Linked DNA regions of Homo sapiens: region 1 is linked to region 2. Evidence: read pairs that join two places in POLR2A ChIA-PET (ENCODE). Cell type or tissue: PC-3. All regions are shown on one strand. Links, peaks and the distances in the headings refer to the core of each region. The heading gives the core; the rest is flanking DNA.

Region 1 (2,932 bases), core at 177-2,676, 1.2 Mb after region 2:
TTATTAAAGATCTCAGTGATTTCTACCCATCATAGGATTGTCTTTATTTTCTGTAAATGCTTTCATGCAAATATGCACCCAGATTTTAAAGTGGGTGCATCATTCAGAAAAGCCTATATAAAATTACCTTTAGCAAAGTAAAATGGGAACACAAAACAGATGACTGGAAGACAATCATGAAAAAAATGATAAGATGGTGAAAAAATATTTTACACATATTTTAATGGAGATTTTGTTCTTGTTGGTAGTATAAAAAAAGTCAAAATCAATCTTCAAAATATAATAAGTAATACAATACTTTGTGGTTCTTTTTGAGAAATGTTCCTTAAATCTGATTATTGAAAAAGTATTTTTTCTTTAGGTTTTTAGACATCTATTAAAATGTGCCTGAGATAAACTAATGGTTGTTAGGTTACACATAAAGGAAGAACGTATGTAATTTATATTAGAGAAGGATACAAAATTTTTTACAATAAAAACTTCATTAAGGCCTGGCATGGTTGTTCATGCCTGCAATCCTAGCACTTTGGGAGGCCGAGGCAGGCAGATCACTTGAAGGCAGGAGTTCAAGACCAGCCTGGCCAACCTGGTGAAACCCCACCCTACTAAAAATACAAAATTAGCTGGGCATGGTGGCGCATGCCTATAGTCCCAGCTACTAGGGAGGCTGAGGTAGGAGAATCATTTGAACCCAGGAGGCAGAGGGGTTGCAGTGAGCTGAGATCACTCCATTGCACTCCAGCCTGGGCAACAAAGCGAGACTCCATCTCGAAAAAAAAAAAAAAAAAACTTCATTAATATGGATTTTCCTCTTTGACTATATGTAGCTATTCATCCGTGAGATATTAGCAGTTAACAATTTGCCAATAATTTTAAGTCATGCTACAGGGGATATGTATCCCTACTTAAAAATTCAAACCATGTTCAAAGCTTTGGATTTTTTAAATATTTATATTTATCTATATGTCATTGTATTTGTTACTTTTTTGCTTTTTATTTTTATACAGAAGAGTATTGCTCATCACAATTGAGCTTCTGTGAATTACAGCTGCTGCAACATAACCACCACATTTTGTTAACACTTTATCTTATATGTGTATGTTTTCAAGCAAAATTACTTTTCTGTTAAAATCATAAAATTTCAATAAATCTTCACCTTAAAGAGTTTCAGTTATAAAAGGTCTATTGTACTTGGTTTAAAATAGCAAGATATCAAAGAAGAATAAAGCCAAAATAGGAGAAAAGATTTCCTTGTTACATAATTCCAAAAAAAGCCAAGTATCTCAGCTCAATTATAATTGCATGCATTCCTAACACTTAGGTTAAAAATCATTTTAATAAAAAGGTCAAATTTGGACTGATTTTCCCAAGCAGTGACAGACCAATGATGGCTTTTACTCCATCATACATGACTGATACACACACACAGAAAAAAATGCATTCAATACAGCTGATCTGAAAAAGGTCTTTCCAGAATAAATGTTTGCAAGAAGCTAAAAGAATTGGGCTTCTTGAAAGGCCCTATTGCTCGCTATGGTCCAGCAACACTGGCCTTCCATTTATTCCTCAGACAGACCAACAGTCCCCCACACAGTCATGCACAAAATCTATTTTCTCTTTCTACCATGCTCTTGTCACCTCTTTCACTCAACCGGGGCCTTCTCTTTCTTCAAACTTACACATCATCTTGTCCAGAGGGCTTTCCACACCAACTAGTTAAAGCAGGTCCCCTGTTAGTCTCTCTCAAAACACTTTTTTTAGTAGTATTTGCCATAATGCATATATTCAGTATCACATAGAATTGAAGATGCCAGCAATTGTTAAACAAGCCACTATATGACACACCAAAAGAAAAAAGGGGGTGTCAATAAAGCTATAACACTCTTTCAATTTTAGGATGTATACTGATGTCAGAGACATTAAAATATAGGGGGAAAATATGTGCCTTAGAATCAATGGAACACTGTATAAGGATCTGTGTCCCCCCTTTGATCAAAAATGTCACACATGAGAACAGAGACTGTATCTATACTATTTCTTCTGCAGGCTTAACCACCACCAACACATTGTCTAGCATATAGCACATATTTATTGAATAAATAAATAAGTAGATGGAGAGATGGCCACGATGATATGATGATATTTTGTGGTGAAATAACATGTTGTATGAGAAGGTCTGATTCTCATTCACGCATTCATATTTATCACACTCAGAAAAGTAACCTTAATTTATTATAGTAAAAGACAGGAAATTAAAATTTCTGCAACCACACTTTACAACATGCAATTTTCGCTGGTTGCATAGTTCAACTCACTTGTAAACTTATAGAATCTGATCACCCCAATTAATTTTTATAATCACATCCTGCTTCATCTGTACAAAGGAAAGATTAAACTAGAGGATCTCTACTGTCCTTTTTAGCTATCAAACTCTGGTTGGGTAGTCCAGAAGTTCATGTCTTCTAGAGTGTAGGTATACTGCCTATTCCATGTGTCTACATTAACTTTAAAAAAGGAAGAGGAAGAAATTGTTTAGCCAGCCAATATTTAAACCTACACTGGCCTGTAGATCTATTTTTCATAGATTAGATACATTTTCTTAATTACTTGGATATGCTTTATCTGGGAAGCACATACATGATACTACTCTAGCCCCATCAGAATTCTCCTTGGAAGTCAAAAAAAGTAGAAATTTCTACTTAGCTTATAACATTATTGTTTTTGCTAAATAAAAATGTCCTTGGTGAAAATCCAGCTCCCACTGAAACTATCATTACTGTTTTTTAGCCTTCACTACCATGTAGGTATAAAAATATATATTAATAGAAAATTGGTAAGTCATAGTAACAGTAGAAACTGTGTGTTCTGGCATTCTCTGAAATGATATATTAATTGTTTCATGGCAGTATGCCTCTCTTTTCCCCTTATTTTC
Region 2 (2,932 bases), core at 104-2,603:
GCAGCAGGCCCTCTGTGGGACTTGCTGTAGCCTCACGGTACTAAGACTCCCATCCTAGTTGTAGTGATCACTATCTTGCCTCCCATCAAGACCATTCCAAATAGCAGACATGGAAGATGAAAACCTCAAAGACATCAAAGGGGACATTGGAGGTGCATGGACATAAGGAACTGTATGAGAATGTTGAGATAAAGATGAGTATGCCTTTTGAAATGGGGGCGGCAGATGTGCTAGATGGTAAAGGATACCACTTCATACAGGATGGCTTTAATGGGAAAAGACACAGGCAGGATCCCACTGGTCAATGACTTCCAGACTCCTTGAAGCAGCTGCTTAAAATTGGAAATGAGAATGACACAAAGAGCCTTTTACCTACTCATCACAGTCATGATGAACCACACATGATGATAGTGGCAACAGACTGAATGTTTACTCATAAACTACCACTACCTCTTTCATAGCCACAAAAATTAGTTTCACAGGTTGGAATCCCATGTGTTCGGGGTGGGAGAAAATCAAGTACCAGAAAGCAGAAGCTAGTAAAACATCAAAGCTGGTGCTGAATTCATCTCTTGGGGCTATCTGAAGAGAAAGTTGCCCAGGATATAACTCTAAAAGCATTGCAGCACAGCCTAGATCCAGTATGCCACACATTGTGACAAGACAGCTCAATTATTCCTGGCTCATACTTGAGGAAGCAAATTATACAATCAAGAAGCTGAAGCTGCAGTTGGAGAAAAATAGCACCCAGGAGAAGCTGAGCAGCCTCAGCCCAGGCTCATAGCTGATGACAGCTTCATGACGCACACACAGCTCCAACTCCTTCGCCCAGCCCCAGCTCTACACTGTTCCATGCCCTGCCACCCAAACAAGGTTAAACAAGTTAAACATTTCAAGGAAGAAAAAGTCTCCAACAATACTACAACAGAAAAAAAGTATTATGTTAAAACAACAACCAAACAAACTGTTCATCAGGAAGAAACCAGGTTATCCAGAATAGTGTTGTCTTTTAAAACAATGCCAAAATTTGAAATGATTAAACTTTGTACAAGTTTAAAACTCTGTTCCTACCTTGTAACCACAATGGATTTCCAGCTCTTACTGTCAGCACCTTCAAGCTGTGGACCTCTGCTTTCTGCAAACTGCAATCTCTTACCAGTCTCTTCTAGTTGAACTGTCATCTTCTCATTTAATATCTCTAAATTATTCTTTGCTATCCGTAATTTCTCTGCAGCATCAGTTTCCTATCATTAAATGCTAATTAGTATTTTATGAGAAAACATAATACTGTTCTCATAGATTCAGTGTATTCAAAATTATCATTACAAATTGGAAAACAAAAATAACCTGGGGCTCTAAATGCTGATTAAAATTTCAACAAATTCAACATCTCTCCTTTAAAGCAGCAATATGGCCAATAATAATTAGAACAACAGATCACGAAAATGAGGTCAGAGGAATATATTTAGTTACTAGTGATTACTTTAAATTTGACACTTTGTTCCTCTATATTTTTAGAAAAATGGGATAGTTTATACCTTTACACATGTAAAAGATTCTTTGTTTTGACTTCCTAATGCTTACGAGACCTAGCTATAAGCATAAGGTATGTGTAAGCAACGTAGATCATTTCTTTTTTTTGTTTGTTTGAGATGGAGTCTCGCTCTGTTGCCCAGGCTGGAGTGTAGTGGTGCGATCTCGGCTCACTGCAACCTCTGCCTCCCGGGTTCAAGCGATTCTCCTGCCTCAGCTTCCCGAGTAGCTGGGACTACAGGCGCCCGCCACCACGCCCGGCTAATTTTTTGTATTTTTAGTAGAGACGGGGTTTCACCGTGTTAGCCAGGATGGTCTCGATCTCCTGACCTCGTGATCCACCCGCCTTGGCCTCCCAAAGTGCTGGGATTACAGGCGTGAGCCACCGTGCCCAGCCTAAATGTATTAACTTTTATTATCAATGTTTTTCATGGTGGAATGTGATGACAGCAGGCATAGAAACACAATTCCTCAATCTCTTAATATCTACCTTTACAGACACTCTCATCAAGGATCTACTTCCAGTTTTTCCAAGAGGTATTAAGTAAAATAAAAATCAAAAGTTATAATCAGTCATAAAAGTCATACTTTTTTAAGTTCTTTACGAAGCCTTTCATTTTCAGCAATAATTTTTTCTGTGCCTTTGGTCTTGGATTCATAGTGCATGCTCAACTGATGCCCAAGATGAGCTTTAAGTTTTTCTAATTCAGCCTAGTAAAAAAACAAACAAAATAAAAAGTATACATTATCAAAACAAGGAAATAAAAGATAATCTTATAAACTCATAAATCTTCAAAGTAGTTTTAGAAACCATATTTGATATGATTAGAATTAAAGTCTTCATTTGAATATTAGTGAGAACGAAGTTCCCAACGTTGGCTACATATTAGAATAAATTGATGACTTAAAATAACAACAACATACATATCTGTGTCAGGACCCACCCTAAAATAATTAAATCAATTTCAGGGATGGGAGCTTGGGCATCTGTATTTTCACAAAGAGACACAGAGGCCGCAGTGGGCGGATCACGAGGTCAGGAGATCGAGACAGTCCTGGTTAACATGGTGAAACCCCATCTCTACTAAAAATACGAAAAGTTAGCCAGGCGTGGTGGTGGGCACCTGTAGTCCCAGCTACTGGGGGAGGCTGAGGCAGGAGAATGGCATGAACCCGGGAGGCAGAGCTTGCAGTGAGTCAAGATTGCACCACTGCATTCCAGCCTGGGTGACAAAGCAGTACTCCATCTCAAAAGAAAAAAAAAAGAGAGACACAGGTAATTAATCTATGCTGTCAGAGAGAAAAGTGAAAAGTATTGGTCTTGAAATAACAAGAAAGATCAGGTAGACCTACTCTATAACCCTTAGCCTTGCCTCTCATAAGTTTTTTTCTATATTTA

Evidence for each region. ChIA-PET counts read pairs that join two places held together with the same protein. Peaks named below come from ENCODE experiments on the same cell type or tissue, not always from the same donor. Only the 100,000 strongest peaks of a DNase experiment are listed, where the experiment ranks them.
Region 1: POLR2A ChIA-PET joins it to region 2 with 15 read pairs; 3 of 35 experiments call an interaction of 5 or more read pairs at or near these places.

Annotation. Positions count from the first base shown.
Region 1 is chr12:89,283,309-89,286,240 of GRCh38, forward strand. No RefSeq gene overlaps it. Among named protein-coding and RNA genes, the nearest start is that of DUSP6, 68 kb to the right of the region's middle. In PC-3, for the core only: no CTCF peak of the experiment used is centred there; no DNase peak of the experiment used is centred there.
Region 2 is chr12:88,057,777-88,060,708 of GRCh38, forward strand. CEP290 (centrosomal protein 290) reads right to left here. Exons shown (of 54, transcript NM_025114.4): 48 at 2,122-2,244; 49 at 1,072-1,244. The region is part of intron 2 of LOC124902977 (a long non-coding RNA gene); the gene reads left to right. It also overlaps the pseudogene LOC100420011. Among named protein-coding and RNA genes, the nearest start is that of RLIG1, 24 kb to the left of the region's middle. In PC-3, for the core only: no CTCF peak of the experiment used is centred there; no DNase peak of the experiment used is centred there; H3K27ac peaks cover 505 bases.